Linked DNA regions of Homo sapiens: region 1 is linked to region 2. A link is an interaction called in ENCODE POLR2A ChIA-PET data of the cell type or tissue named here. Cell type or tissue: GM12878. All regions are shown on one strand. Links, peaks and the distances in the headings refer to the core of each region. The heading gives the core; the rest is flanking DNA.

The links. ChIA-PET counts read pairs that join two places held together with the same protein. Peaks named below come from ENCODE experiments on the same cell type or tissue, not always from the same donor. Only the 100,000 strongest peaks of a DNase experiment are listed, where the experiment ranks them.
Region 1: POLR2A ChIA-PET joins it to region 2 with 5 read pairs; 3 of 35 experiments call an interaction of 5 or more read pairs at or near these places.

Annotation. Positions count from the first base shown.
Region 1 is chr2:151,966,541-151,978,508 of GRCh38, reverse strand. All of the region lies in intron 2 of CACNB4 (calcium voltage-gated channel auxiliary subunit beta 4), which reads left to right. Among named protein-coding and RNA genes, the nearest start is that of CACNB4, 130 kb to the left of the region's middle. In GM12878, for the core only: no CTCF peak of the experiment used is centred there; a DNase peak (open chromatin) is centred at 6,163; H3K27me3 peaks cover 605 bases.
Region 2 is chr2:151,902,398-151,914,365 of GRCh38, reverse strand. All of the region lies in intron 2 of CACNB4 (calcium voltage-gated channel auxiliary subunit beta 4), which reads left to right. Among named protein-coding and RNA genes, the nearest start is that of ARL5A, 80 kb to the right of the region's middle. RefSeq lists a silencer at 463-666. In GM12878, for the core only: no CTCF peak of the experiment used is centred there; DNase peaks (open chromatin) are centred at 8,275 and 8,475; H3K27ac peaks cover 693 bases.

The DNA.
Region 1 (11,968 bases), core at 1,862-9,861, 64 kb before region 2:
CTGGGAAGTGGCACAGCTGGGATATGCAGGCAGTCTGGCTCCAGGGTCCCTGCTCATAAGCACTTTGCTTCATGGTATTCTTGTTACATATCACAGGGAGGACCATTCACATGGGGTGCATGGGGCCCTTGGAGCTGGGCAATGTGGGCTGCCCTGATTCCATACTTCTTCCCTTAAAAAAATTAAAAAGGCCAATTCTTCCACACTGCCTCCTATGTATCTTTCATATCTTAACTCATTAATTTCAAAACTATTATCTCCATGGTCTTCATGGGGCCTGGAGAGACTCTGGACATGCCTGCCTAGTTGGTAAGCTGAGCTCCGCCTCAGAGAACTACAGCAGAGGACTAATAGAAGTGGAATCTGTTGTCTGTAGTTTTTTTGTTTGTTTGTTTTGTTTTCATTCCCTTGTCTGCCCTGTTGCTACCACCTATCTGATGGGCTCCAGGGAGGAAACAGGGTTATGATATTCATTCTTGCAATGCCACACAGATTTCTAGAGGCAAAGGAGTGGAGTACTATTACTTGCAGAGCAGAAGATGAGAAAATTCATCTAGCACACTGTAGTCACTTAGTAAAATTTAAACAAAAACAAACAACAAAATAATTCCCAAGGCTGAATTGGCAAACAGAGACCTTGGGCTTGTGTTCTAGCCCGTGGAGCCAACAGGAGGGCTAGCCTTGGCTGAGTCCCAACATTATTCCTTTGTCTCTTCTCTGAGTTCTTGCAGTTCTGCTATAGAACGCATAACTACACTGGCTTTGAAAAGTTAAATTCCCGAGAAATTTAGGTGGAAAATTAGAATCAGAATTGCCTTTTGCTTCTAAATCTGCACCAGTTTGTCTTGATCATGGCTATTTAAATCTCATAGCTAATAGCTAATCTTCTCACTTTGGCTTTTCTCTCCTTCTTCTCTCTGTCCAAACAAGTGGAAAACAGAAATACCTGTCCTTTGTACTCTACTGTCAATTTCATGGGTTCACTCTATGATAAAGCCCAGCACGGGTAAGGAAAAGGGACTTAATATCCCTAAGTTTGAAGCCCATGAAAAAGAACTGAAAATAATGTGTCCTTGTGATACAAAATAGAGCTGTCCTAATTTGTTGAGGGACATGCCATTTCCTCCACTTAATTTAGCTCAGTGGAGGCATTTGTCAAATTGCAAGGATACCTTCCCCATCATGAATCACGTGGCATTTATAAACAGAATCATAGAGATGATGCTTTTTCATAGGGCTTTTTTTGACTTTGAACTGTTGATCATAATGAGAGATAACTGGAAAAGAGTTGAGTCAGAAACACATTTAACAGGGCATTCTCAGAATCAGAGGCAGCCTCCTTGAGGCTATGCAGTTTTGGAGGCTACTCAGTAATGAGAGGTAGGTGGGTTCCTGGGAAGCACCAGCACAAGATGAGCCCCAAGGTTTTCAAACTTGTTCTCACTGTAACCTCAGGTGGGAGAAGTAGGCCAGAAACGGGGTGGTTTCTCTTTCATCTTCTTGACCATCATTCAGCTGGAGAACTGTTAAAGTCAAAACCAAGAAGGTGCCAGTGTCTTGGTTGCTTTTCACTACCTGCTGCAGTGAAGTGTGAAATTTGGCCCTAGGAACTTGAACTTGCTGGAATCCATAGACCCTTTTACTAAAAGCTGGGGACTGGAGCTGATCTGAAACAGGCTCGGGAAGCTCCCAGGGACGTCTCACTACTTCTCAGCCTGGTCTCAGTTTAGAGAATCTTGGGGCAGAGATAGTCAGTTCTAAGATCTTTCTAGAGTTCTGAGCTCACTTTTCTGGAACTCCTTAGAGTTCCTCTGGGGAGGTTCAGAGCTGAGCGTCTCACTGGGGTTCCTCTGGAACTCTGGGATCAGCCCGAGTATTGGGTTGAAACCCTTAGGTGACTCACAGGTGTGGTGCTGATTCTGTGTAGATCCAGACCCTAGGGGAAGACTCCCCAACCTGTGATCTGATTTTTAGTTATCAGCTGTGGGTGAACAAAATGACTTCTGATGGGATAATTTTTTAGAATGGAAGGCGTGGGAAAAATAGGAATTTCCCCAAAAAAGTGACTTCTCTCTATTTCACCAAATTCCTCTTGGGAACACGCCTACTGCCCCTCATCTTGAAAACTCTTATCACGGAGGAAGTGGGGGAAGGAACACTCCAGTATAGAACATATGGCTTTGAATAAAGTAATTGAACCTTTGTAGGCACTAAAAGGCCAGATAAGGCAACTCCTGGTGTTTTCCCACCTCTTACAGTTTATGATTCTGAGTCCAGCACATTTCTGACTTCCTGGAAAGCAGGCAGAGCCTGCCCCTTCACATCTATTCTTAGTTAGAGGGGTTGGGTGCAGGAGCAACCACAGGCTGCTATATGTGATCCAGTGCCTCCCTGCTAACATCCCTCCCTGGTCAGACTCGCTGACTGCATGCATTAGGGTACCGTAAAGTGCGCCCCTGCTCTTTAAAACTTCCTTTAGGCCCTCACATTGGCTATAGGGAGCGCTCCACGGCAGCCATCCACAGAAGAGCCGAGCTATGTACAGTTTATCCAGTTGGGAACAATTTGTCTCATCTTGGTGAATTGTGAAAGTGGGCTGCCTCTGTCTTCTCCCCTTAATTTAGATGTCCATTTTAACACAATCGGGGAATATCTATACTTGCAATTGAAGTGGTAAAGTCGGGAAATGATCTGGAGAATTTAAGAGAAAAAAAGAACCTCTTGTCTCAGTTTTCTGTTGATTCTGGTTGAAATACCGTATGGCTGTAATTAGAGAGTTAATAATTAAAATAAGAGTCTGACACATGAATTTGAGCACAGCAGCCCTTTGATCTGGTCCTCTTGGTGTATGGGGGAGGGAACCGAGGTTCCACGTGGCCAGGGACTTTCTCCAACATGCATCCTTGTCGACAGGTAGAGCCAGCACTGGGTTTCTCTCTATGGAATCCCGTTGACTGCACTCATCCCCTGCTGCTGTCCTCCCTCCATGGGGGCACAATCTCAGAGGTGACAATCTGTTCAAACCCTACCATTTTAGGATTCTGAAGGACAGCAATATCTTCTTGCTATCATTTATATTTGACAGTGGACTAGGTATTGATGCCACTCCCAAGATGTGCGACTGTGATTGAAAGACATGAACGGGTCAGCACAGACCTGGAAGAACTATGCTCTGCTCAGCTGTTGTAGCTGTTGTGTTATTATTTTGACTCAGGTTTGTTCCTTTAAGAGTTACGCTTTTCAGAGATACTGGCTGGAAGGACAGGCCTCCTTTCCTAGATCCAGGGCCAGCCAGTTACTCTTGTGCTGAGCTCCCATGAACTGCAGCCAGTGCCTTCCAGCTGACAAAGCAGCTTCTCAATGGTAAGTGTTTATGTTGCACTTTAGATTTGCAGAGTTCTTTCCCTAAGTTATTTCTTACCTCATTTTGGCGGGTGAAGAAACCAGAGCCCATCAAGATGGTGACTGACTGGTCCAGAGTCATCTGACCAATTAGTGGCAAAGCTGATACAGGGGACTTAGAGCCTCTGAGTTTCTGGGTCATTACTTACCCAGTCAGTCATGCAGCTTCTCTAAAATATGTTCTGTGCTCCTCACCAGCTTCTTTGTCCTCCTGAATTTAGCTGGCTACTTTTAGAGTGGGCCATAAAGCTCTCCTGTTTCAAAGCTGCAGCTTTTTTTTTTTTTTTTTTTGGTTGACCAGAAAGTTCTAAGTACCTAGAGAAACTCATCCCAGGCTGCTGCAATGTGGGACCTGTCCTAGGTCACCTGAGTTGCGGTGTGGAGCAGCAGGTGGAGGGAGTCTGACGTTTCTATTTGGGTTTTGGGGAAAAGACCAATGCCACTTCAGGATTATTAAAGATTTGTGCATGGGAAGGGGATGAAGAATTTACGTGAAGACATTGGCTGTTGCTTAAAGTTGATTTAAAAACATTCAACTAAAGAGCATTAAACATTTCACATCTAAAAGTTGAGAAGTTTTTGGCTTCCTTTTCAAACTTCACCAGTTGGGACACAGAGCTCTTTTCTTGCCAGTGAGGCAGAGAGACTTCAACGAGAATATTGAAAACTTTTACTATAGAAATTCCCACAAGAAATCTTACCATCTGTTTATTCTAGTCATTTTTTTCTTCACATTGGGTGTAAAGATTTTTTTTATGACTCATTGCCCTTTTGACTTAAATGCATCTGTTAAGTACAGATGTTGGATGAGATTAGTATCTGTTTACCTGTCTTTACATGATATTCTCTGAAAATAAAATCTTTCCTTTGCTCCCTTCTCCAATTGTGAATTTAATTAAGAAGATGAGCAGTTGTGTTTGGAGTATTCAATAGTTTGCCTTTCCAAACATTCCACGCAGCCTTTTGGATATTGATAAGTGTTTATTGTAGAACTAACAATACAGGCGAAACAGGAAGCAGCTCTTTGCTGGGTAGGATGCTCCGAGGCGCCCTCCACTCTCCGAGGGAACGCTCTTCAGCTGACTGAAGCAGGGAAGCCGAGCCAATCAGAGGCCGCTTTCCTAGCTCAGTCACCAGTCTGTGGTTGAGGAAGGGTTTTGCTTTTTGTGCTCTGTATTGGGAAGGCAGATAAAATGCCAGGTCTGGACTGCCTCTGGGGATAACCTCACCCTGTGGGATGTGAATGAATAGCATCTTGCCTGGTAAATCCACAGGAATTGATAAGGCAGGCGCAGTTCTCCCAAACAGGCCTTTTCTCTTTAAGCTGTAGCTGTGGTTTCTGCAGCAATTTTGTTTTTGCCTTGAAAGAGGTGCTCTGGATTATCACACCTCCATGTATGACAATTTGTACCTGCATGGAATTGAAGACTCGGAGGCTGTAAGTATTTTCATAGATAGCTAATTCCCTCTCCCCTCCTCTTCCTCCTCCCACTATCCCCTCCACCCCCCCGCTTCTTATTTCTTAGGCAACGCAGGGAACATGGAGCAGAAAGCTAACATCATTCTGGGGCTTGCTGGCTGCTGTGTAAATGTTCTCTGTGTAGTTTATAGGTAACTAAAATTATTTATTGTCAAGCAAAAAAGAAATTAGGGTGATGGCAAAGCATTCAAGAGTGTAGGCTGTTTGAATTTATACATTACCGGGTCCACGTTTGATCTCACCAGGGGTAACTGCTCCTTGCAGACTGGTTTAAACTATGCAGAAAGTGCCTATGTTTTCCAATAGCAGGGTTCATAGAAAAGCCTCATTCATTATATAATACACATTGTTTGTTGAGCTAGCATGAATGGAAGTTCCTAAGCTGTGGCTGTATTATTATGTGCTTTCTGGCCAAACAAGCAGTGCAGATATACTGCTTCTTTGTTAAGGAAATCAGATGCTAGGCTTGTGGCCATACAGCAATCCAGTGCAGAGGCAGTGGGCAGTGTTCCTATACTCTACCTTGGAAGAGCGAAGCAGACTCACGTGTGTTTTGGGTTAGAGAACTGGACTCCTTCTCCCCCCTAGGTCAGGCTCATGCAATCTGTTAAAATCAGGGTGAAATAATTTCCTGAAATCCCTGAAATCATACCATAGAGTGCTAGCTTTTAAATATAAGGTAAAGCTGATAATTGAATCTTTCTTTTGACTCTTGCTGGTGGTAGTTCCTATTTTTTTCATCAATACACAGAAACCTCGCAAGGTAGAATGGCTGGGGGTGGTTAATGGGAAGTGCTGTGGGGAGTCTGAATTTTATGTGAGTGCAGTGCCAATACATGTTGCTACATTTGAAACAGGAGTGTGTTATATAAGATTCTCTGGCTAAACCACCAAATAAACAGGTTATAACAAAAAAAAAACAAAAAACAAAAAAAAACCCTGTGGTATACGTCAATGCAGACGTATATGTCTAATGATGTGCTATCCATGAAAGATAGAAATCCTCAGTTCTGTTAAGGCATTCCATTTTTCCTTCCTGTCTGTGTGTTTTCTCTAACTCTAACTCTGTTTCCGCAAAGTCTCTCTGCGTGTTGCCCAACGTGCTCATAAATGATCAGACTGTCAGTGTATTGTAAGGGACTGTAGTCTGAAACATTGGTGGCTGAAATCAAGAAGGTCCACACTTGCAGGTGGGGTGGGGGAATGGCAAAGGCAATTACAGGAGTTCAGTAAGCCAGCTTCCTGGGCTGGTTTCTTCAGAAGGCCTGATCACTTCTTCTACCCCTTCTCTGCTCACTCAGTTATGAAACCTATGATGCCTTGTGAATTGTAAGTTTTATTTTCGGCCATTGATTTTAAACTTGGGCAGGCAGTGAATTGCACCGAAGTGGACTGGAGTCATTTTAGAAATGCCTGTAGAAACTGGCTGCTGTGAAGAGTTGGCTAGGAACTAATAAATCCAGCTCCTTGTTCTCCAGAACTGTATACATTTCAGATGCACTGGTTCAGAGGGGAGCCATTATAAGTATGAAAACATTTTTTTTTTTTTTTTTTTTTGCCTTTGGGTCCAGTGTCACAGGACAGCTGAGTTTTTCTGTAAGATGGGAAGTGAAGAGTGCAGTGACTTGACTCGGTGGCAGTAGTTGATGGCGGGTAGTGCTAGGTACTGCAGTGCTGTACTCCTGGTGACTCAGTGGTGGCCAGCAGGCTGAGATCCTCCGGGCTGTGCACATCTGTGGAGGTGAGGAAGGTGGGAAACATGAGGAGTGGAGTTGGGCATCTGGCCAATCCTCAGTTGAGAGTATGGGAGGCTTTCAGGTGGGCGGGATTGAAACCGTGTCACATAAATCAGGGGAAGAGAGAGATGTTCGGAGGGGTGAACTGACTCTGAATGCTCATTTGAGTTTATTTGTTTTTATAAGGAAGAATAATGTGATGTGTTACCCAAGATGGTGTGAACAGAGCTTCAAGCCAATGGAGAAGACTAGGCCTAAATAGCTGACCTGGTGAAGTGACACATAAAGCCACACCTGGAGTGCCACCTCCTCAGCAGTCTTTCTCAGTGCCAATGCATTTATGGCTGTAAGTGTGGGGGGTTGTCCAGATGGAAGCAGAGCTCTCGGAACAGGTCTGGTGGATAGGCGTGGAAAGGCTTTTCTCAGATGGCTAGCTGCAGTCCGAGAATATATAGGCACTAAAAGCTGAGTACGGCACTTCGGTTGGGGGTGGGGGTTGGGGAACCATCCGCATATGTCCTACCGTTCTGTGCTGTTGAAAATGTCTTTGTGGGGTGTGTGGGGGTTAACTTGTGATAAGTGATTATTTTCAATGTTTTCACACAGTAAGCTTGTAATAAGATCATCTTGCCTAGGGACAATTTTATTCCGAATAAGAGTAAACCATTATTATACACTGTTAGCACCTCACATCCCCACAGTAGGAGAGAGATGTTGGTACTGTGATGCAAGGCTTTCTTAAGAGTTTGGTCCAAAAGTAGATGTTATGCTCCCAGTGCCCTAGATTTTAGTTTGTAACCTCCGTGTTTCACATACTCTATATGTGAAGAGAGAGGAAAAAGAAACATGCCGAAACACACTTGAGTCAGGCATTTTAGATTCTTTTTTTTTTTTTTTTTGAGACGGAGTCTCGCTCTGTCGCCCAGGCTGGACATTTTAGATTCTTGAGTCCTGTGGAGCCTTTTTGGGCAAGTCCATTAACTTCTGCTTTGGTGTCCAGGAGGGTAGTTAAGAATCTGGATTACAAGGAAGTGCAAAAGATCATTCAGTGCCCCACAGCAGGGCCCCACTTCCGAATAGGAGATTTCACACAGAACGTCACCTTACTTCTTGTATTACCTTGACATAGATGATGGAGTGTGTGCTTCCAGATGAACCCATACCTAGCCCAGGCTGGTTCCAGTGGATCATGCACATCGACTCTTCCTACATTAGCTGCTATATAAGAGCTGCCTATTCTACCTTCACTGTCCCCACTGTGTGTTAATACAAGTTCTAGTGGCCAAGATTTTTTTCATGGACTGAGCCCCCCATGTACACTATACTATGTGTTTTCATCTGATTTGCAGTAGATTTCATTAGACCTGCTCTTTAGTGTGTACGTGTATTTCATAAATGGATTCATTGTGTATTTTGATGTTTGTGGAATTATTCTGGAAATAGATTTATTTTTTCATTCATCAGGTTTATTACACAAACCGAGGGATGTTCTTATGGGGATCCATGGACGCAGCAGAGAAAGTTACCAAAAACCTACCACCCAGAAATAGTCATTGTTAATATATTGCTACACACCCTTTCAGATGATCAATCCACATATATGTAAATAGGTCAGTCTCAACCTGCTACTGTGTGTTGCACCCTATTCTGTCAAATGCTGTTCTTACTTGAGAAAATGTTGAGCATACTAGGACTAGAACTGGCCTGCACAGGAGACACTTTGCAAAATTTAAAGCTCCTACATGGACCTTCTGGAATTGTGAGTAGCTTGAAATACGGATTCTTAGGGTATATTGTACGGTGATGCCGGGGTTAGTTGCACATAGGAGTAATAGTTCATTTCTCTGACACAATTGCTTCCATTTCCAAATGCTTAAATTCTAAAGCATTTAGAAAGAGGGACCTGATCTTTTCCTGTGAAAAAGATGATCAGATCATCATTCAGGGCAATTTCCAGAGAGGAAAATATAGTCTTTAAGTGTTTTCAATCATAGAAAGGAATCATAATATATTGATTAATACTGTTAGAAATTTTATGTATGTAAAAGTTACAGCAAAGTAAATTTTACAAACTTAATATGTATGTATAACAATATCTGAGTGTATATATAAAAGCACATACTTAAATTTACATGTACGTACACATTATTATAAGAATAGCTTTGTGTTAAACTATTTATTTTCTATAAGCTGTGGAACTATGTATGTTTGTCTCAATGTCTGTGCACCTCTGCATGCATGCGTACTGTTCACCCTGGTACCTTCACCTACATTCATATACAGATATGTTCCATGCATCGCTAATTGATGGTTAATGCTAAGTGGGAGATGTCTACTGTGGAGCTTTTGGAGATGGAAAATTAGCTGCTTTTGATGTGAACAAAGATACCCAAGAGAGTTGAAAGGCAAAGCAGCCTCAAGAGAATAAAGGATTGCTCCTTTCAAAGATATAGTAAAGTTATTTTAAATATGAAGATATATCCTTGTGCTTGCTAGGGAGGCGGATAAACTTCAGACAGAAGGATTTATATGTTTAGGGGCCTTCAGAAGACACTTTAGGGATTTAAGGATTAGATTTCTTTTGGAAACAAGAAGGCCAGAGGTCTCTATGGTTTGGTGGATCAGAGCATCTCTTCTGGAGTCAAAAAGTCTTTCTGGCCTATTTATAGAGAATGAGGACTGATCTGTAAGAGAATCCAAGGACTGGATGTTGGCATCTCTGACCACAGAAGAAAACCAAATGTTGCTCCTGGTTTGTGTAGGGAATTTGACTGAGAAAAATCAAGTTGTTTTACTCAGCTGAGCTGTGTTGGTGTTTGGCTAGGGGTGTGTTAAGTAAATGACAAACAGGGCTTTCTCTTCAATCAGCAATGATGGTTTTCTAAAATATATATTGAAATTATTTCTAGATATAATTGGCATGGAGCCAAAGAGAGAAATTCCTTGAATCGATCAGATCCCATGAATTTGCTGTTCCAGCTTGTCAATCTTGCTGCTTTCTTGTTAATTTTCTATTTTTGAGTCACAGAGGCAAGAATTCGGATCAATCCTCGCCAGGTACTTCCATGTCTCCTTTTCTGCTGCTGTTATTATTATTATTAGATTATGATGAGTCAATCCAGGATTTTAGAATATGGCCCTGTGACTCCCTTTGTATGTACTCAATGGACATTCCATTATTCTGTGGTGCAAGACATTCTGTAAAAGGGTCAGCAATAACCGTGAAAAATCATTATTTTAGGGTGAAGGTGGGGAGGCTTCCCATTACCTTAGCTCTTCTCTTTCTGTGGGGTTCAGCTTGGACCTTATTTCTATGTCAACAGTTCTCCCATTCTGGTCACTGTCTCCCCTTTACCGTCTCTTACCCAGGTGAACAAGGCCACTTAAGGAGGACAAGAGGATATAACTGGACTGGTTATCATCGTTCATTCTCTTCTCTTCCCTCTCCCACTTGTCCTTTAAAATAATCATGAAGCCATGAACTCAGATATCCATAACATTAAGTTAAAAATTGTACCAAGGAAGCGCTACAGATATAGGCTCTGTGTTCTCATCTACATCGGCTGATTTAGGGGCCTTTCATGTGTTTGCATCAGGCTCTGGCGGCTGTGAAAACAGCAACAGCTGTAACCTGCCACACTAGAAAAAATACATTCATTGGGTGGATCCCCGAGTTCTCACAGGAGGCTGGGGCACTGCCGTGTAAAGCTAGCGCCCTGCCCTCAGAACAACTTAGTGTGTAAAACCTAAAGGAGCTTACAGTTCATATAAAATAATGACAACTTTGAGCTTTTTAAGACTTTGAAGGGCGTGAGTCTAAGATAAAACTGTGTGGCTATTTTTACAGCATGTATTGGTATGCCAAAAGAAGGTAGCCCAGATAGCTCACGTGACAATTTTTGACATCTAAATAGACCAATACTTGCTCTTGCTCTACATTTTATATTCTTTTATAACATAACTATATAGTTTTAGTTATAAATATTTTCCTCTCTTTTTAAATGGTGCCACATTATCAGTACTTCCTGTGTCCTTTTTTTTCTTTTGTGTCTGTCATGAGAAATATTGAAAAGTCTTATATTTAAAACAGGATGTTTTGAATTTGCTTTTAGCCTTTTCATTCAGAGGAGTTGATCCAAGGTATCCACTCAGACATGGAGATTGGCAACTGTCAATTACTCAGGAGCTTGTCTGTGTAGTTTGTGGAAAAAAAAAAACAACAGTTCTCTTATTTTGCCTTTCTTATGCCTGTTATTCCTTAATCTCCCTTTTCTTTTTAGCCTGAGCATCATATAGGAAAAAGATTCTGACCTTCTACGTTATTACTCTATTGGCAGCTTTGTTGAAAAGTTTGGTGAGTGATAAGGTTGTAGTTGAAATTGTTTCTAGATCTTTTTAAATCTCCATAAGACTTAAAAAATTTTGCCTTCTATTGGGCATATCTATCAGCCAGGAAAATTTCTATTTTACTTTTTGTACTTTGTATTATGAAAAAATGTTGTAGTATAATAGTGTCATGATTGAAAGTGGAGACAGACCAGGCGCGGTGGCTCACACCTGTAATCTCAGCACTTTAGGAGGCACAGATGGGCAGATTGCTTGAGCTCAGGAGTTTGAGACCAGTCTGGGCAACATGGCAAAACCCCATCTTTGCAAAAAAATAAAAATAAAAAAAATTAGTGGGGCATGGTGGCATGTACCTGTAGTCCTAGCTACTCAGGAAGCTGAGGCAGGAGGATCGCTTGAGCCCAGGAGGTTGAGGCTTCAGTGAGGCCTGATCATGCCACTGCACTTCAGGCTTGGTGACAGAATGAGACCCTGTCTCAAAAAAAAAAAAAAAAAAAAAAAAAATGTGGAGACAGCGCCATATTGCCAGGGGTTGAATCCTGACTTTCCCTTTCCTACTTTGTGGCCATGGGCATATTTCTTAAACTTTCTGTGCCTTGGTTTCCTCATCCCTGTCAATAATGATAGAACTTACTTTTTGGGTGGTTTTGAAGATTAAGTTAGTTAATGTGTATAAAGCCCTTAAAATCAGATATATATTATCTGCCATTATTGTTATACATATAATGAATATACTTACAGTTTCAGTAACTAAATATGCTCCTCCTTCTATAGGTTCTGATAGTCCCACCAAGTTTTTTGGTTTATTTTCAGAGCCCTTGCATGGTTTTTGACAGTGATTTCCAACAATCTTATAGTGGTTGACAGGTGAAAGAATTCAGTAATCCCCAAAGGCCTTATGATTAGTTCATTGTATTTTGTTTTAGAAAAGCATGTGGTAAAGTGTAATTGAAATAATGCTGGGAGGCTGGGCGCAGTGGCTCACACCTGTAATCCCAGCACT
Region 2 (11,968 bases), core at 1,332-9,331:
GAACTGCTAACTAGGATAACCAGTTTAGAGGAACATAAATTACCTAATGGAGCTGAAAAACACAGCACGAGAACTTGGTGAAGCATACACAAGTATCAATAGCTGAATCGACCAAGCAGAAAAAAGGATATCAGAATTTGAAAACCACCTTACTGAAATAAGACATGCAGACAAGAATAGAGAGAATGAAAAGGAATGAACAAAGCCTCCAAGAAATATGGGAATTCGTAAAAAGACCAAACTTACAATTGATTGGGATACCAGAAGGAGATGGAGAGAATGGAAACAAGCTGGAAAACACACTTCAGGTTATTATCCAGGAGAACTTCCCCAACCTAGCAAGACAGGCCAACGTGCAAATTCAGGAAATACAGAGAACATCATTAAGATACTCCATGAGAAGATCAACCCCAAGACACATAATCATCAGATTCTCCAAGGTTGAAATGAAGGAAAAACTGTTAAGGGCAGCCAGAGAGTAAGGCCAGGTCACCTGCAAAGGGAAGCCCATCAGACTAACATGGATCTCTCAGCAGAAACTCTACAAGCCAGAAGAGACTGGAGGCCAATATTCAATATTCTCTTTTTTTTTTTTTTTTTGAGATGGAGTCTCGCTCTGTCGCCCAGGCTGGAGTGCAGTGGCGTGATCTCGGCTCACTGCAAGCTCCGCCTCCTGGGTTCATGCCATTCGCCTGCCTCAGCCTCCTGAGTAGCTGGGACTACAGATACCCATCACCACCCCTGGCGATTTTTTTGCATTTTTTAGTAGAGATGGGTTTTCACCATGTCAGCCAGGATGGTCTCGATCTCCTGACCTCATGATCCACCCTCCTCTGCCTCCCAAAGTCCTGGGATTACAGGCGTGAGCCACCACACCTGGCCTATTCAATATTCTTAAAAGAATTTTCAACCCAGAATTTCATATCCAGCCAAACTAAGGTTCATAAGTGAAGGAGAAATAAAATCCTTCTCAGACAAGCAAATGCTGAGGGGTTTTGTTACCCCCAGTCCTGCCCTGTAAGAGTTCCTGAGAGAAGCACTAAATATGGAAAGGAAAAACCAGTACCAGGCACTGCAAAAACACACCAAAATATAAAGACCAATGACATTATGAAGAAACTGCATCAACTATTGTGCAAAATAACCAAATAGCATCATGATGACAGGATCAGATTCACACATAGCAATACTAACCTTAAGTGTAAATGGGCTAAATGCCCCAATTAAAAGACACAGTGTGGCAAATTGGATAAAGTCAAGACCCATTGGTGTGCTGTATTCAGGAGATCCATCTTACATGCAAAGACATGTAAAGCTCAAAATAAAAGGATGGAGAAAAATTTACCAATCAAATGGAAAGAAAAAAAAAGCAGGGGTTGCAATTCTAGTCTCTGACAAAACAGACTTTAAACCAACAAAGATCAAAAAAGACAAAGAAGGACATTACATAATGGTAAAGGGAACAATTCAACAAGAAGAGCTAACTATTCTAAATATATATGCACCCAGTACAGGAGCACCCAGATTCATAAAACAAGTTCTTAGAGACCTACAAAGAGGCTTAGACTCCCACACAATAATAGTGGGAGACTTTAACACCCCACTGTCAGTATTATTAGACAGATCAACGAGACAGAAAATTAACAAGGATATTCAGGACTTGAACTCAGCTCTGGATCAAGTGGACCTAGTAGACATCTACAGAACTCTCTACTCCAAATCAACAGAATATATATTCTTCTCAGTGCCACCTGGCATTTATTCTAAAATTGACCACATAATTGGAAGTAAAACACTTCAGCAAATGCAAAAGAACTGAAATCATAAGAAACAGTCTCTCAGACCACAGTGCAATCAAATTAGAACTCAGGATTAAGAAACTCACTCAAAACCACACAATTACATGGAAATTGAGCAACCTGCTCCTGAATGACTCCTGGGTAAATAATGAAATTAAGGCAGAAATCAAGAAGTTCTTTGAAACCAATGAGAACAAAGAGACAACGTACCAGAATCTCTGGGACACAGCTAAAGCAGCGTTAAGACAGAAATGTATAGCACTAAATGCCCACATCAGAAAGCTAGAAAGATCTCACATCAACACCCTAACATCACAATTAAAAGAGCTAGAGAGGCAAGAGCAAGCTAATCCAAAAGCTAGTAGAAGACAAGAAATAACTAAGATCAGAGAAGAGTTGACGGAGATAGAGGCACAAAAACACTCCAAAAAATCACCGAATCCAGGAGCTGTTTTTTTGAAAAAATTAACAAATAGATTGCTAGCTAGACTAATAAAGAAGAAGAAAAGAGAGAAGAATCAAATAGACACAATAAAAAATGATAAAGGGGATATCCCCACTGACCCCAAGAAATACAAATTACCATCAGAGAATACTAAAAACACATCTATGCAAAAATAAACTAGAAAATCTAGAAGAAATGGATGAATTCCTGGACACATACACCCTACCGAGATTAAACCAGGAAGAGGTCAAATCCCTGAATAGACCAATAATAAGCTCTGAAATTGGGTAATTAATAGCCTACCAAAAAAAGCCCAGGACCAGACGGATTCACAGCTGAATTCTACTAGAAATACAAGGAGGAGCTGGTACCATTTCTTCTGAAACTATTCCAAACAACTGAAAAAGAGGGACTCTTCCCTAACTCATTTTATGAAGCCAGCATTATCCTGATACCAAAACCAGGAAGAGGTATAACAAAAAAAAGAAGACTTCAGGCCAATATCCCTGATGAACATCAGTGTGAAAATCCTCAATAAAATACTGGCAAACTGAATCCAGCAGCACATCAAAAAACTTATCCACCATGATCAAGACGGCTTCATTCCTGGGATGCAAGGCTGGTTCAACATACGCAAGTCATTGATAGAACACATCTCAAAATAATAAGAGCTATTTATAACAAACCCGCAGCCAATATCACACTGAATGAACAAAAGCTGGAAGTATTCCCTTTGAAAACTGGTACAAGACAAGGATGCCCCCTCCTACCACTCTTATCCAACATAGTATTTGAAGTTCTGGCCAGGGCAATCAGGCAAGAGAAAGAAAGAAAGGGTATTCAAATAGGAAGAGGGGAAGTCAAGTTGTGTCTGTTCACAGATGGCATGATTTAATATGTAGGAAACCCCATCACCTCAGTCCCAAAACTCCTTAAACTGATAAGCAACTTCAGCAAAGTCTTGGGACACAAAATCAATGTGCAAAAATCACAAGCATTCCTTTACACCAACAGCAGGCAAGCAGAGCCAAATCATGAATGAACTCCCATTCACAATCACTGCAAAGAGAATAAAATACCTACCTAGGAATACAGCTGACAAGGGATGTGAAGAACCTTTTCAAGGAGAACTACAAACTACTGCTTAAGGAAATAAGACAGAACACAAACAAATGGAAAAACATTCCATCCTCATGGATAGGAAGAATCAATATTGTGAAAATGGCCATACTGTCCAAAGTAATTTATAGATTCAATGCTAGTCCCATCAAACTACCATTGACATTCATCACAGAATTAGAAAAAAACTATTTTAAATTTCATATGGAATCAAAGAAGACCCCATATAGCCAAGACAATCTTAAGCAAAAAGAACAAAGCTGGAGGCATCATGCTACCTGACTTCAAACTATACTACAAGGCTACAATAACCAAAACAGCATGGTACTGGTACCAAAACAGACGTATAGACTAATGGGGCAAGAACCTCAGAAATAACACCACACATCTACAACCATCTGATCTTCAACAAACCTGACAAAAACAAGCAATGGGGAAAGGATCTCCTATTCAGTAAGTGGTGCTGGGAAAACTAGCTAGCCATATGCAGAAAACTGACACTGGACCCCTTCCTTATGCCTTACACAAAAATTAACTCAAGATGGATTAAAGACATAAATGTAAAACCCAAAACCATAAAAACCCTAGAAGAAAACCTAGGCAGTTCCATTCAGGACATAGGCATAGGTAATTAAAGAGCTTCTGCACAACAAAAGAAACTATCATGAGAGTGAACAGGCAACCTACAGAATGGGAGAAAATTGTTGCAATCTACCCATGTGACAAAGGTCTAATGTCCAGAATTTACAAGGAACTTAAACATATTTACAAGAAAAACCCCACGAAAAAGTGGGCAAAGGATAGGAACAGACACTTCTCAAAAGGACATTTATGCGGCCAACAAACATATGAAAAAAAACACAACATCACTGATCATCAGAGAGATGCAAATCAAAACCACAGTGAGATACCATCTCATGCCAGTCAGAATGGCAATTATTAAAAAGTTAGGAAACAACAGATGCTGGCGAGGCTGTGGAGAAATAGGAACGCTTTTACACTGTTGGTGGGAATGTAAATTAGTTCAACCATTGTGGAAGACAGTATGGCGATTCCTCAAGGATCTAGAACCAGAAATACCATTTGATATACCCCCCAAAATAAATCATTCTACTATAAAGACACATGCACATGTATGTTTATTGCAGCACGATTTACAATAGCAAAGACATGGAACCAACCCAAATGCCCATCAATCATAGACTGGATAAAAGAAAATGTGGTACGTATCCACCATGGGATACTATGCAGCCATAAAAAGGAATGAGATCATATCCTTGAAGCTAGAAGCCATCATCCTCAGCAAACTAACACAAGAACGAAAACCAAACACCACGTTTGCACTCACAAGTGGGAGTTGAACATTGAGAACACATGGACACAGAAGGGGGAACGGGAACAACACACACAGGGCCTGCTGGGGGTTGGGGAGTGAGGGGAGGGATCTTAGAGGGTGGGTCAGTAGGTGCAGCAAACCACCATGGCACACATATACCTGTGTAACGAACCTGCATAATCTGCACTTGTATCCCATTTTTTGTTTTTTTTTTTTGTTTTTTTCCTCCCTGAGATGGAGTCTCGCTGTGTCGCCCAGGCTGGAGTGCAGTGGCATGATCTCGGCTCACTGCAACTTCCACCTCCCGGGTTCAAGCAATTCTCCCTGCCTCAGCCTCCCGAGTAACTGGGATTACAGGTGCCCGCCACCATGCCCCGCTGATTTTTTTTTGTATTTTTAATAGAGACAGGGTTTCACCACGTTGGCCAGGCTGGTCTTGAACTCCTGACCTCAGGTGATCCGCCTACCCTTGGCCTCCCAAAGTGCTGGGAATACAGGCGTGAGCCACTGTGCCCACCAGCCCCCTCTTTTTTAAAGAAGAAATTATATATATATAAATATATATATTTATAAATATATTTATATATAGATAGGATTCAGGGATAGTCAATGGTAAAAACTTACCTAAAGTTTTTTTTTCTTTCTAAATTTATCCAATTAATATTTTTCAAGCATAACACCTGTTCCCTTTCTTTAAAAAAAAATTAAATCCTTTGTCACCTTTGCACCTCAAAGAAAATGCGGAAATATCTAAAATACCAGCTTACTTCCATTTAAATATGCCCCAAATGAAGGGAATTTGAGAAAACACTTAGGGCATGGGATTTGATAACCTGCTTCAGAAACCTAGTCCTGTGCCTGATAACCTTTACTGTCTTAGTCAGAAAATGTATTCCTATGTCTGACTTAAATCTCTCAAGCTGCAGCAAGGCATGTTTTCTTTCACTCTGCCCTCACTGCGAAATGGCTGTCTGCCAGCCCTTGAGTTTGAGCCTTTCAAATTCTTAAAGTATGTTATCTAAAGTCTTCCCTTGGCTTTTTATCTACAGATGAGTTGGTCCAGATTTTTTGCCATGACTTTCATAACTCTTTCATCATCTGCAGCTTCCCCCATGCTTCCTTCAGGATCTTCTTCACTTTTCTTTGAGTTGCAGATTCCTAAAACCAAGCAGGGTTGACAATGCCAGGAAGGTACCTTAGCTAACAGCCTACACTCACAGCACCTGTTCAGGTACCCTGATTGGCCTTAAGTGACTGTTCTAACTGGAATAAAATCCTCTCTTTATCATCAAGCAAAATGGTCAGCTTTTCTTTGCCTTCAGAATAGTCTCTGCATGGTGTCTGCTTTCAAACTTTCCAAAGTGCTTAGTTTACCACCTCTCCCTAAATATACCACTGTCTATCTTATAAAGCCCGGGAACACAGAAATTAGCAGCAAATGATCTCCTTATTTTCTGTTTTTAATGCCTGTGCACCTTAACAGGTTCTTTGGCTGCAATCAGACTCCCTCCTGGCGTCTTTGTTCCTTTTCCCTGGGCCCTGCCTCTCTGACTGGGCTTTGACAGCAGCAGAGACTCTTACCATCCTCACGGTCTCCTCCTGCAGCTCTTTTTTTCTAATCCGTGGCAGCAAGCTAGGCTTCAGGACAAAAGCCTCTTGGAGAATATTTGAGAACTTTCAATCCTCCTGTGACCCTTTTGAAACACCAACTCAGGATGCTTTTTATTCCTGGTTGTTATCTTTGCAATGATCTCTACTCTACCTCAGTTTCTTTTCTTTAGAAACTGTGTGCTGACCTGATTGAAATATTCTCAGCCCACATGAGGGAACAGCTATGACAGCCAGTGAAGAGGACTTTCCTTGCTGTGCTCTTCCTGGCTGAGACCAGGAAAGGAGGGCCGGCCTATCCATCACATGTCAGAGAAAGAAAACAGGAAGAATGGCCAAGATGTTTAATCACTTTTTGAAGCTGTTTTTCTTATTCAAAATCAAGTCAATATTTGATTTTAAAAAACACACACTAAATACAATATGGTATTCTGAATTGCAATGCTCCTGGAACAGAAAAAGGACATTAGTAGAAAACCAGTGAAATCTGATAAAGACTGGCGTTTTATTAATAATAACGTGCCAGTGTTACTTTCTTATTTATGACAAATGCACCTTGGTTATGTAAGGTGTTAACATTAGGGGAAACTGGGTGAAGGGTATATGGGAACTCTGTACTATCTTTGCAACTTTTCTGTAAATCTAAAATTATTCCAAAATAAGATTATTTTAAAAGATAGCCTATATTTTTTCTTTCCAGTAATTTGGGTTATTCACCTCTATTTCTTTACTGGTTAGTATATTAAGGACCTGATTCAGGAAAAAATATGAACATAAACTAAAGCTTTTGTATGCAGAAAAGAATGGTTAAGTCTATAGCTAGCTGATCTAGGTCCCTAAATGAAAATACCTGAACATATATTAGGGTCCTTGCTTGTTCTGTTTTCCCTACCTCTGTTCTCTGATTACCTGTAAGTTATTTACTCATTTCCATGTTTTCTCATTCAGTAAACATTTATAAAACTAGGTACTGAGTTTAACTCAAGGAAAAAAAAAAGAGATGGATAAAATGTGGTTTTCACCTCAGAGTACACAAGCTAGTGGGGAATAAACATATAGAGATAACTGCTGAATAATGTAAGTGCAATGATAACAAATGTACACAGTAATTTTAATGGGAACTAAGCAAGCCTGAAAAAGGTTATCAGAAAAAACATCCTAAAGGTGACATGCCTCCGCCTTCAGGATGAGTAGGAGTTAGGATGAATGTACCAAAGAGACACGTCAGGGTAGCAATCTACATGATGTGTTCAGGGAGCTAGGGAGTGACAAGCTTTTCAGCATAGCATGAGGGAAGACTGATAGGATGTGGAGGGAGATGAAGCTGGACAAAAGACAAGAGCCTGACTTAGGGCCATCAGAATTAGAAAGGCCTTCTGTTGCTGGACAAGACTGTAGTTTCACCCTTTAAATCATAAGCAGATGAAAGTAGGACAGCAAAAGATAAAGACCAGAGAGTTTCATCTCACCTTTATTCTCCATCAGTTACAGTGGCTCAGGCATTTTCTGAAAATATGGCTAACCCCAAAGGAGCTATTCTTGCCATGAAGGAAGTTAGTGGCTTCATAGATAGAGTAACTGCTCTTAGGCTCTTACCCTCTTCCCTAGCAGTGGGGAACAGTGGTTTATTTTTAAAGTTTATATAGGTACTAATGCTCAATGATTGCTACTTACAAATAATGCATAAGACAGTGATTTTCACCCCCTGCAAAAGAAATGTTTTGCTTTTACTCATAGGGCAACCAGTGGCTTCAACTGCTTTCTATTTTTGAAAACTCATGTGATGAAACATGAGAAGTTCTTATTTAAAGGGGTTGGTGAGATGCTTCTTTTAAATGCTGTCACACTGTTGATCATGCTTGAATTGGAGCTAAGAATAAAAATTCAACTGAGTAATTTCTGTTGATGTAGCGTCCCTCAACTTTTTGGAGAAAAATGTCAAGTTTTACATTCTGGTTTCATTGCAGTTCCTGGAGGCTACTGAGTAGGAAGAGGATAGCGTGATGTGTGTGCATGCATGTGCTCATGTATAGAAAGACAGGATGAGGTAGCTGCTTATACAGAGCTAGAAGGAACTCTAGCTAACTTAGAGTTTTGACTAAACACTCTTTTTACTTAAAGGTAATCTGGCTGTATCAGGGTTTACTCCCATTGAGTTGAATATGAACTTGATAGACGAAGTGGAGAATTCTTTCAGTTTTGTGAAAAGTTTAATTATGAAATTGTTTTAGACAGTAAATGACACATTCCCATTTCTTGTCAGTGAATATTTATTGAAATCTAGCCCTTCTTGCCTTGCCTTTCTGGTTGATCTCTTTAGCTGTCAAGCTCGCTGGTCATCTTTCCCTTGCTGGGCCTTACATGTCATGTTTTCTTGAGTTGTGAAGAATAACCATTTGTTAGCTAAAGACCTTTCTCTGATCTAAAGCAACTGATACTTGAAAGAGTAAATAAACGGAACCTGATCCCTACTTTATATTGCCAGGTACAAAATACATTTGTGGCTATTCTATCATATTATTTTTGTAGGTCTCTGAATTAAAGAGAGCAAAGCTTCTTTCTACTCAAGACTTGCAAACACTTGGTTTTGACAATCAAATTATCTCGTTCTTAAGTTTATGAATCGTTGTCTTCTGCTGCAGAGAGAATTGGATTTTTAGTTCGAAAGATGAGTGCACATCGGGAAGATGTGTTTTAGGGGGAAGCAATATGTATTTTGCATTATCTGTACGATGTGAGAAACTGTAAATTGATAATACAATATGTTAGTAAATGAAATGGCAATGAGTAGCAAGCAATGGGCTGGAGAGAACTCCAGGTTGGGGGTAGAAAATGATTATTATAGGCATCCTAGGCATAGTGGCTGAACTTTCTGTTTTCTCCTTCTTTGGGAAATGGGTTTAATATTTTAGGTTCATCTGCAGGCCTGGGCTACATTTAAGAGTACAGTATCCTGGCACGCACTTGAACCATGCTGAGAGGCTGACAGCCAAAATGAGCTGGACCTTGTTCTCACTTTGTTATTTGATTGCAGGCGATGAGGGGAAATGATAGCATTCTAGTTCTTCTTTTTGAAAAACTATGCATTACATTTCAGAATGTTTCACTGCCCAATAGTGCATAGTTTTCAAGTGTAGTTCCTCTCTTACCACACAGCTAAGTAATCCTGGAAGCCAAATAAATGGACTGTATTTATTTCAAATTCAGTTCTTAAAAGATGTCTCAGCTGGGCGCGGTAACTCCTGCCTGTAATCCCAGCACTTTGGGAGGCCAAGGCAGGCAGATCACCTGAGGTCAGGAGTTTGAGACCAGCCTGGCCAACATGGTGAAACCCCGTCTCTACTAAAAATACATAAATTAGCTGGGTGTGGTGGTATGTGCCTGTAGTCCCAGCTACTTGAGAGGCTGAGGCAGGAGAATTGCTTGAACCCAGGAGGTAGAGGTTGCAGTGAGCTGAGGTCGCACCACTGCACTCTAGCCTGGGCAACAGTGAGACTCCGTCTCAAAAAAAAAAAAAAAAGAGTTATCTCTAATTGTTACTGTCTTTATGTTGAGTATGTTAGGGTTCACTAATTTATGGTGTATATCTGGATTTTTTTCCCACCTGGTTAGTGGAATAAAATAGGAAGTTGAATAACATGGCATTTATTATGATAGTAACCAACAGGGCAACTGGAGTTAGCATACTTGTAGCTTTTGTAAATTACTCAATTGTCACTCAATAACAGGACAGTTATTTACTTGATTGTGATTGGCCGAGGAATAATAATGGCTCCATTTCAGCAGATAAATAGTGAGGATTTGAATCTTTAGTAAAATTAATGACAGCTGGAGGAATTCCCAGCTGCACATGTAACTAGAAGTGCTTAACTACCCAATTAATCATGAATGGATGGATTCAGTGAAACACAAAATTCAATCTGCTTTTGCAGCGGTGGTTTTGAAAAATTGGAGGCAAGCGTTTTTTTCTCTATTGAACGCAACTCTGAGTGTCTAGGAAAATGCCATACATTTTTTAGGATGAATGCAAAGAAATATGAGTCCCATCCTTCTTTTTTTGCCCTTCTTCCCTCCCTTCTTTCCTATACATACTTATTATACACCTACTATATGCCAAGCCCACAATGGGGACACAAAGATGAAAAAGATACACTACCTGCCCTTGAGGAGTTATTGTCAGAAAGGTAAAATAGCCACACGTACAGTTGTAACACAACGGATGGATGAAATGGAGTTTGCCAGATGGGCAAGGAGAAAAGGGGCTTTTTAAATAAGAGTCAGTCTCCTGTGCAAGAGCAGGGAGCTTTCAGAGTATGTACCTACCTTATACAACAAGTATTTTACCTGGGTGCCTACTATGTGCCACACAGTGTGGATGAGATATGTTTGGAAAAGTGTGAGAAGCATGTTATTGGCCAGAGCATGTGGGAGGAGAAAGATAAAAGATGGGCCTGGAGATTGACAGGGACAATTTCAAATGTCACTTTAATAGTGTCATTCCCGGTTTTATTCTTCTTTTCAAAGTAAATGAATTTTTTTTTTAAGACAATCTCTCTCTGCTGCTCAGGCTGGAGTGCTGTGGCGCAGTCTTGGCTCACTGCAGCCTCCACCTCTTGGGTTCAAGTGATTCTCCTGCTTTAGCCTCCTGTGTAGCTGGGATTACAGGCGTGCACCACCACATCCGGCTAATTTTTTTTTTGGATTTTTAGTAGAGATGCGGTTTTGCTGTGTTGGCCAAGCTGGTCTGGAACTCCAGCCCTCCAGTTATCCACCCGCCTCAGCCCCCCAAAGTGCTGGGATTACAGGTGTGAGCCACCATGCCCGGCCTCAAAGTAAATGAATATTTTCTTATTTTTGTTCTAGCTTAATGTTGATGAAATAAAAGGTAGTCAGAACAAAGATTTTGAGTAGATTTAGTATTAATACATATTTATACCTAATCTTAGTAAATATACAAACATACCAAATGAATCACAAACTCAGCATTCAAGAGCAGAGCTAGGCTGACACATAGCACAGTAAAGTACTTAATTTCTTATCTGGAAACTTCCAAATTGCTAGGAGAAATTGGCGAGCAATCCTTCGAGAGAGATTGAAAACTTCCTGTCTGAAAACAGAAACTATTAGCAATTATTTTAACCCGATAGTAGCAACCCAGGGTTCAAAAGAATTCTGTATAGACATCTGTATAATGGAGGAAATTTTCATTCATTGCACACAATAGGGTACAATTTGATGAAAACTAGGTGGATTTTTTTTTTTTAATTTCTATCCTCAACTCATTCCACAAGTTTTTCAGGCAGCTTAGAAGACTATATGAAGCCACAAAAAAGTTAGTAACCAGCAAAATATCAAGATCAGAGAAAATATAAATTAAGACAGAAAATCTTATACCAAGAAGAAAGCTAGAACTGAGCTCTGATCTTCCTGGTGGCTGATGTAAAAACCAAAATATAATTAATCATAGGCTCCTCATTGTTCATAGAGAATATGTCAAGACAGATATGATTTAATTTTTATTATCCATAATGAAAAATTCTAATAATCGTGAAGAGCCCTTTTTCATTTAGTTGTTTAGGTATAAGTAGACTCAGCCTTCCATGTTTTGAGGAACATTTTCGCTAGGGGACTTTGCCAGTGGGTTAATAAAGTGCTTCCAGT